2 separate regions of the Homo sapiens genome follow, and region 2 is linked to region 1. A link is a contact called in ENCODE Hi-C or POLR2A ChIA-PET data. All regions are on one chromosome and are shown on one strand. The core of a region is the stretch at or near the end of the contact, and the rest is flanking DNA. Distances in the headings are between cores, read along the strand shown. Region 1 holds the start of USP2 (ubiquitin specific peptidase 2). Region 2 holds the start of TMEM218 (transmembrane protein 218).

The links. Hi-C counts contacts between places; a loop is a spot of excess contacts on that map. ChIA-PET counts read pairs that join two places held with the same protein, here RNA polymerase II (POLR2A). Pooled maps may share reads with other maps.
Region 2: a pooled map shows a loop between it and region 1 (14-fold over the local background). The contact joins the promoter of TMEM218 here to the promoter of USP2 in region 1. A Hi-C loop is called at or near these places in 5 of 50 pooled maps. POLR2A ChIA-PET finds 5 or more read pairs at or near these places in 2 of 52 experiments (activated CD4-positive, alpha-beta T cell and activated T-cell).

What each region holds. Positions count from the first base shown.
Region 1 is chr11:119,379,840-119,384,362 of GRCh38, forward strand. It overlaps USP2 (ubiquitin specific peptidase 2), which reads right to left and starts at 1,851. Exons shown (of 13, transcript NM_004205.5): 1 at 1,634-1,851. It overlaps USP2-AS1 (USP2 antisense RNA 1), which reads left to right and starts at 1,939. Exons shown (of 4, transcript NR_034160.1): 1 at 1,939-2,069. RefSeq lists an enhancer at 929-1,918.
Region 2 is chr11:125,109,035-125,113,557 of GRCh38, forward strand. TMEM218 (transmembrane protein 218) reads right to left here and starts at 2,592. Exons shown (of 5, transcript NM_001258244.2): 1 at 2,505-2,592. It also overlaps the pseudogene KRT18P59. RefSeq lists enhancers at 2,287-2,376, 2,732-3,644, 3,007-3,186 and a silencer at 2,847-2,916.

The DNA of each region.
Region 1 (4,523 bases), core at 601-3,100:
TATTAATAATAGCGCCTTACCAGGTGAACCTTCCTAGGGAGAAAAGGAGGGTTACTCCTGGGGAAGTGTTCCTTTCTCTTTTTTTTTTTTTTTTTTTGAGACGGAGTCTCCGTCGCCCAGGCTGCAGTGCAGTGGCGCGATCTTGGCTCACTGCAAGCTCCGCATCCTGGGTTCACGCCATTCTCCTGCCTCAGCCTCCCGAGTAGCTGGGACTACAGGCTCCCGCCAGCACGCCCGGCTAATTTTTTTGTAATTTTAGTAGAGATGGGGTTTCACCGTGTTAGCCAGGATGGTCTCGATTTCCTGACCTTGTGATCCGCCCGCCTTGGCCTCCCAAAGTGCTGGGATTACTGCACTTTGAGCCACTGCTCCCGGCCGGAAGTGTGCCTTTCTAATGCCAGAGAACAGTCCCTTGGTTTTCTGAACTGACCATGTCCCATAACTGGGAAGGGCAAACAAGGCTTGCCATCTTCCTAGACGTCCAGTCCACCAAGCAGAGAAAGGCCAAGCCCATCTGGGCTCCTTCCCCCTTTGCCTAGAAAAATACGGCAAGTGCAGCTTCCCCCAGGCCACCAGGAGAATGCTTGGCCCCTCTGGGGTGGTTCCACTCTACCTGTGGGAGGGCTCAGGATTCCAGGGCCACAGAGCCGGGCTGGGCAGGGTCACAAGAGGAAGGAACGGGGTTCTTAGCCTCTCTGGCCTTGGTGCACTTGTCTGCTCCCAGGACGTTTCTCGATGGCTCTCCCCGAGGACTGGGAGTACCCAGCCTGGTGCCTCCACCCTGTCTTAGCACAGGCTACTGACTCAGCCCAGGTCCTAATGATGCACTTCAGAGGACGCCCTCATTCCAGTCCTCATTCTGACTCCAGTCTGACATGCATCTACAGCATCAAAGGAGGGGGCCTGCCTCGACCTTAGCCCAATCAGCTCTCCTTTCCTCTGCTTTACGGGGGTCCATCTGGGGGATGTTCTCATGCCCATTCCAGGGGAGGTGAGCAGCCCCTACCACTACCTCCAGCTCAGTCCCATTCTAAAGGCAGCCAGGTCAGGAGGTAGGATGTTCACTCTTCAGGGAAGGGCTAGAATGGGTTGGCTAGGGCTTCCCTTGACTGTTGAGAAGTTGCTCTCTCCGGAGCACCGCGTGCCTGCTTCTGGTTTGGGACTGGTGAGAATTTCAAAGCTGCCTCTTTCTGGTTTGGGATTGGTGGAAAATCTCCCCTTCCGCTTAATTGTTGCCCAACCCCCGCCCCTAACCCCCTTTAGCAAACTGACCGGGGAGCTTTAAGAGCAGCGAGTGAGCTGCACGCACACGTGGGGAGGGGGTTTGTCAGTGTCGCTCAGGCCACATACCACCGATATACACGGGGCACAGCGAGGAGGACCCGCCAAAGCAGCATTTCCTTAGAATACACTGATCAGCACACAGTTGGCTCTTCCTGGCACCCTGGGCTGTCAGCAGGCAGCCCTCACACAACTGGCAGACACAGCTGGAGCGTCCCTGCACAGCCGGCTCTCTCCCTATATTTCTAGTGTCCACTCTGCCCAGAATGTCGTGGACACCTTACTTTCTGAGCTCCAAACCGGCACTGATCCCCGAATCCCCCCTCCCGGATCCCCGACAGGTGGCACGTACCTGCCTCTTCTTGGAGTATGGACGAGTCGAACCGGGCACAAGCATGGAGCTGCGGGTGAGTCCCGGCTGGCGCTGGCGCGGCGCAGTGAGCACCAGCTGACGAAGAGGGCTCCCCGGCCTCGGCTCCTGCCTGACTCTCTCCCACCTCCGCCGGGGGCCCAGAAGGGACCTCCCCGGGAAATCGGCGCCACCCAGCGGGCAGCCGCCTCATCGCGCCTGGGCCGGCAGAGCCACACCCCGCGTCTCGCGTCACTGAGTCGCGTCACGGCTATTGGCTTGTTCCTACTGTGGCGTCATTAGAGCCCGGCCTCCGGCTGGGGCCACCCAGGCAACCGATATACACAGAGAACCACGTGGAGGAAAAGCACGCGAGTTTGGAGCGGGTGGAGCAGGAACAGAGGTGGACTGGAATGTCACACGACGGGGCAGCTGGAAGGTATTGGGAAAGAAGAGGCGTCATGGGAGAAGGCTCGGAACTTGAGCCCTGGGGCGTATCAACTTTCAGTTTTTAGGGAAGGCTAAACGTCCCCCACTCCCCTTCTCACTGGGCTGGGGGAGGTCCTGTTCCTCAGCCTCTTCTCTTTTTCTCTGCTGTCAAAGACACTCTCCGCTCATTTTACTTTCATGGGACCAGTGATTAGTGATGAATGCCTGAGTGGGTAAACGGAGGCACTGAGTCAATGAAAGAATTCTCTTTGGTCTTTTCAAGAAAAAGCCGAGACAAAACTTGAATTTTTGCTGCTCCCATTCCTTTTATGTAACCTTCTCCCGACTCCCCCGATGTTGATGAGGAAAATCGCACAACCAGGTAGCTGGGTACCAAGGCGAATCCAGGTTTTCAACTTCAGCTGCTCCATCAACCCTTGCAGCTGCCGTTAACTCCTCCCATCTTCACCATAGATCTCTCTCTCCATCGCTACTCTCCTCAAGTCCTTCCTTCTCTTCTATTTCCCAGAGAAATCAGACGCAATCAAGAGGGGAATTCTTAAATTTCTACCTACAAACATGTCTGAATCCATTCTTATCAGGAGCAGTGAAAGAGGCACCCCTGTTCTTGTCCAAGGCACGATTCCCTTCTTGATTTCAACTCTTGTTTTGTTTTTGTTTTTGTTTTTTGTTTTTTTGAGACGGAGTGTCGTCGCTCTTGTTGCCAAGGCTGGAGTGCAATGGCGCGATCTCAGCTCACTGCAACCTCCAGGTTCAAGCAATTCTGCCTCAGCCTCCCAAGTAGCTGGGATTACAGGCGTGCGCCACCACGCCAGGCCGATTTTTTTTTTATAGAGTCTTGCTCTGTTGTCCAGGCTGGAGTGCAATGGCATAATCTCGGCTCACTGCAACCTCCTCCTCCCGGGTTCAAGTGATTCTTGTGCCTCAGCCTCCCCCGAGTAGCTGGGATTACAGGAGCCCACCACCACGCCTGGCTAATTTTTGAATTTTTAGTAGAGACAGGGTTTCACCGTGTTGGTCAGGCTGGTCTTGAACTCCTGACCTCAGGTGATCCACCAGCCTCAGACCCCCAAAGTGCTGGGATTACAGGTGTGAGCCACTGCACCCGGCCCCAGCTAATTTTTTGTATTTAGTAGAGATGGGGTTTCACCATGTTATATTTCCTTAGGGCCCTCATTCCATCACTTCATTTTACAGATGGATATTGGACATGCCAGTCACTCTTCTAGAAACTGGGGATATAGCAGGGAACAAAACAGGCACAATCCCTGCCCTCAGGGAGCTTACATTCTAGTAGAAGCAGGACTAAATAAGTAGAATATGTAATATGTTAGATGATGCTAAGAGCTATGGGGCACATCAAGCAAGGAGGAGGTGCGTTCGGAGAAGGTAACATTCAAGTGACCTGAGGGAGGCTAGGCGTGAACTACACATAAATGTGGGGAAAGAATGTTCTAGGCAGAGAGAAGAGTAAAAGTAAAGGTCCTGAGGTGGGAGCGACCTGCCACTTTCGAGGAAGAACAAAGTCAATGTGGCTGGAGTGAAGAGAGAGAAAGATAGGGAAAGAGTGGGAGACGCGATCAGAGAGGTCAGAGAAGGACCCAGCCTGTAGGTCCCCAAGGCCATTCTGAGGACTTTGGCTTTTATGAAGCTACTGGAAGGTTTTGAAACAGGGTTGTCCAATCTTTTGGCTTCCCTGGGTTATGGTAGAAGAAGAATTATTGTTTTGGGCCACACATAAAATACACTAACACTAAAGATAGCTGATGAGCTTTAAAAAAAACTCATAATGTTTTAAGAAAGTTTACGAATTTGTGTGGGGCCACATTCAAAGCCATCCTGGGCCACATGTGGCCTGCATACTGTGGGTTGGACAAGTTTGTTTTGAGCAGAGGAGGGACACGGATCTGATTTTTGTTTTAACAAAATACCTTTTGCTACTGTGTAGAGAACAGCTCTGAAGAGAGCAGAAGCGGGAGACCATTTAGGAGGTCATTGTGAGCGTCTGGTTAGTGTGGTAGCAGGACAGGTGATGCAAAGTGGTGGATTTTGGAAGTATTTTGAATGTGGACTAACAGGATTTTCTGATGAATTAGGCAGTGTGGGGAGGAGGGAGGAATTTTTCACCTGAACTTTAACTGAGGAGGGGAAGGCTATGGTAGGATAATCGCTTGAACCTGGGAGGCAGAGGTTTCGGTGAGCCGAGATGGTGCCACTGTACTCCAGCCTGGGCGACAGAGCAAGACACAGTTTCAAAACAAAAAACAAAAAACATATGTCTACTAGGCATCAAAATGGAGATGTCAAGAAAGCAGCTGCATATGCAAGTTTGGTGTGGTCTGGGCTGGCGATAAAAGATTGAGAGTCATCAGCATATGGAAGTTATTTAAAGCCAGGAGATGAGAAGAATTACCAAGGGAGCAAGTGTAGATAGAAAAGATGT
Region 2 (4,523 bases), core at 1,342-3,841, 5.7 Mb after region 1:
ACAAGGTGTTTATTGCAGCTTTGTTTACAATAGCAAAACATCAGGAAAAAACCTAAATGTCCATCAATCAGGGAACAGATACAATATTATATATTCATAATGAATACTTAAAATGAATGAAATTGATCTATATGTATTGATGTGAATATATCTCAAAAACAATGTTGAGTGACAAAAACAAGTTGCAAAATGGAACCCACAGTATGATACTACTTGTATTTTTAAAATTAAATACAATCTAAACAGTAATATATATTGTTTCTGACGAACGTATATACAGCAAAAGTATAAAAACATGGGCATAAACAATACATGACAATTTCAAAAGACTATTTGCCTCTGCAGAGGGAGGAAGGAAAGGGAATGGGGTTAGGAGTGGAAATAAAAGGGATCTGAACTAAATCTGTGATGTTTTATTTCTTTAAAATAAAAAACTTGAGCTGGTGTGCCAAAATGTTAATATTTATTAATCTGATTGGTGGAACATAGATATTATACTACCCAATGTACTATTTTCTGTTTTTAAATTTTTCGTGATAATTTTTAATTTTTAAAAAGGTAATGGGCAGCAGGATGCATATGAATTGGGTGACCAGTTAGGAAACTATTGCAATTCTCCAGATAAGAGATGATGAGGGTCTGACCTCCAGTCTTAGCTGTGTCAAGGGAGAAGGTGTTAGAAATGACACAAGTTTCTAGCTTAGTTGACTGAGCTGATGGTACTGCTCTTAAGAAAACAACTATTTAAATTTAATTTGTGCTATTCTGGATATTACACAAATAACCCAGAAGACTTGGACCAACTCTAACAGTTAGAATAGAGGGCAAATGGTAGTTGAAGCTGGCTGGCGCCATTAGAAATGTTGCCCTTCAATCCCCCTTAGTAGCTTAAGAGTTCGTGAGACATTGGATTTATATATGGTATGGCTTTAAAGTAATAAGATAAATATTCCCAAGCTCTTTTAAGAATGGAGCTCATAATTTTATAAGCAAACTATACATTTTCTTACTAAGCATAGAAAAGAAGGGCTGGGTATAGTATAGAGTGCTGCTATAGAGGAAGAGAGAACATCTAGTCATTTTTATCTTATTTAAATGTGAGAATAATATCTGTGATAATTTCCCATATTAGAATAGCTAAATTATTGTTATTGAGTACAATACAATAAAATATAAAAACGGGTTCATGCCATCATTAAACCTTCTTTGAGAAGTGATGGCTTGGCCAACCCGATTTCAAGGGTAAGTCCATTTACTTAATATCTGTGGCATTTAAAGCAGGTAGACTGGAGTGAAAAAAAATAATTTAAATTTGAACAGTTCAGCAGCTGACAACAAAAGCAACTACAGGGCTAATGTTTTCCTTCTGTGCTCAATGCTGTGAGGTTTTTCTCTGAGAGAGTTTGTTCAAAACCTTTTAGATGTGTGTGTTCATTTAATGGTTGTTTCTACATACCCTTTCATCCAGCTGTCAGAGAAAATAGGAATAAATGGACTGATCCCTGCACAGGTAACCTAATGGATTAAAAATACGGTACTCATCACCAGGTTGATCATCATGAGCGAGAATACTAACTGCCATTATAAGATGACTTATAAGATGACTTACTATCTAAGACAAATGTGGATTCCTCAGAGGGTAATGTGGCCTAAGTGCTGCTGCTGGAGGGAGATATCTCACCCATCCCCCGATTTTCACACTGACTCAAGCCCTTGAAAGCAACAGAAAACAGTGGGTTACAAGGAGTGAAGTGCTCCTCTGGAAGAGTCCTTTTCACTTTGCTTTATAGCTGTTTTCCAAACCTTCAAAAATAACGGGGGGGGGGGGTTACTTTCACACTTTTATGTTTCTACTTTAAACACTTCACTATCTTTTGAATTTTAAAATATTAGAATAACGCCTCTACCTTTGTAATTAGATAAAATGCAAGCCTGGGGAAAAAATCAGTTGCCAAGCTCCCAAAATGCCACCGATGTAGCATCTGCTCTTAACACGTTGATAGAAAAAGGAGGATCAGTAAACCTAGGTCTCTTCCTTGCATCCCTCTCCTGGACGGTGTTGTGGGTTGGAAGCGCTGCAGAGCCTCGGTCTATCCGCTCTCTGGATCTCACAGCACTGCAGCCTGGGAACACCCCACTTGAACTCTAAGCTTCTCCCCAACCCTGTTGCAGATTCAAACTGGCGACAGGAAAACAATGCCCCCCATGTCTCGTCTTCAGAATGTGCACCTGGCCACCTCCCAGGAGCTAGAGAGGGATTAAGGTCTCGGTCATAAGAGATCTGAATCAGGCACTGACACTTCCTTTTCTTAAGAGCATGAAACAAAACAGTCCTTCCTTCTCTGCCTCCAATTAAGTATTTATTAGCCGGGCCTTGGGTCCAGATCAGCGGTAAGGGTGGTCTGCGAGGTCCGTGCACCGCCGTCCGCCCACGCCTTCTTCCAACCACCTCAGCCCGACCCTCCACTTTTCTCCCTTCCCCGCAGCCGCCCCGCTTTCCTCACCTCTGCCCCCTTCACCTGGATCCACTCTCCCCCAGGCTCTACTCACACCTCAGATTCCGGCGCGTTCCAGCCCACGGGGCTCTGGTTTACTTAGGGCGAATCACAAGTGGGCTTTCATTTAGGTGATTTAAGATTCACTAATCAGCGTTGCTCTTTCAACGGCCAACTTCTTCCTCATTAGCTTACGCCTAGCGCGGCTCCCGGCAACGCCGAGCGCGGTGGGTTGGCTCGTCACCCTTCGTTACGCCCTCCGATTGGTCGGTGCCTGTCAGCCTTTGGACCGACCTCAGTTCGGTTGGGTAGCAGCGGTCCGAGCTGCACTCCCCGCCCCCCCGCCACTCCACTGTCAATCACACCATCTCTCCGTAACTCATTGGGCCATTGGTCAGTCTAGCCTGAGGGCGGGTTGTTGGGCGGAAGAGAGAGACTTCTTCCGGCCTCACTCGCTGTCACCATAGAGATTGCCCATCCAGGCAGCGAAGCAGCAGGGCCAGGCAGCTCAGATCTCGAACTCCAGAGAACTGCACAGTCATCTAGACATCAATGCCTTTTCCGGGGCCTGATGAACATCTCAATCCCCAACCCACTAGCTCGAGTGGGGCGCAAGATGTGGTGGACAAGTCAGCTCAGGCCCGGTCATTAAGTGTCCCCAACAACCCTCCTGGAGGGAACTGAGGACGAAGCACCAGTTGTAATAACGGCACGCTTCATTTATCTTTATCTCGACTTGTTTTATTTGGTATTTAATTCTTCCATTAGCCTTGCGAAACAGACAAAGGCAAAGATCATTCTACCCACGGGACAGACTGGGGAAGAGGCCCAGGGTCCATCAAGTAAACCCTCTGCCGCCAGGCTGCTGGAACTGGAGCTGGCCCACGCTATTGGCAGACTGCTGTTACCTAACTGCCAACTAAAGCTTGCCATGACTTTGCTTTGAGGCTATGGCCTGTTAGACCAAAAGATGCATCAATCAGGACAACCAAAGGAAGTAGGACAGAGGCTGCGTGCTCCACCACTGAATCAAGAAGGGGAAACAAACAATAATCAATACCAAATTGGAGAGCTGCACCGTTTGAACCTTTGACCTTAAACAAAATTTTAAGAAATATCATGAAGCAACCTATTCAATCTTAGAGCACTGAATCTCTGATTTAAGGAATTCTCCTGAATCACAGCTTTATGAACCAAAAAGAAGAAGATGCTTGAATTTCATCAACTGCACGTCTCAAATTTATTCAACTTTCGAGGCTTCATTTACAATCACATAAAGTAACCAATGATTTGTTGTGCGTTTAGCAACTTAACATTACTTGGCCCAGTGAGAAGCTCTGTGGCTAAGAAATCCTTTATTTTGATGAATTCATTTCACTGGAACTGAGTGTTGACTGCAGCTATGTTCTGTTAGGAACTGCGAAGATATACAAGAAATGAGATGTGACTCCCATCTTAATAGCCCGTGGTTTTGTAATGTTAGGTCAACAACACATGAAACAAGTAGGAAACACTTTAAAGCAAGATATAACAATGGGCCAACCCTATTGTACAATTAATTTCTCCAAAATATAATAATACTTCATATTTGCAGAACATTTCGTAGTTTCCAGAGCACTTCTTCCCTTGTATTATTTGGGGGATATTTTGTTATGGCTGGAATTAATGTGTGTGTCTTTATCATAGAGCTAGAACTAATGCTGGGTCCTAGCATATGAGTAGGAACAGGAAAGGTGGAACAGAATCCAGGAGGAGAAAGTAGTTTGAGCAAAGAGGCCAAGGCAAGAATGAGCACTGAGTATCTGGAGAATAATATGGAGACAAATGATGGAAAGTAATGTGTAGACAAGCTGGTCAGAACTGGCTCTGAGACCTTAATATTTTGGAGGAAAGTGGTCAAAAGTTCAAAGTTTGAGATTGGAAAAGTTAACTTCCTTACACTTCTAATGATCATACTGGCTTCAGTTAAGCTATAAATTAAAAATGGGCATGGCTCAACAGAACTTGAGTCCTGTCCTCTCGCTTTTC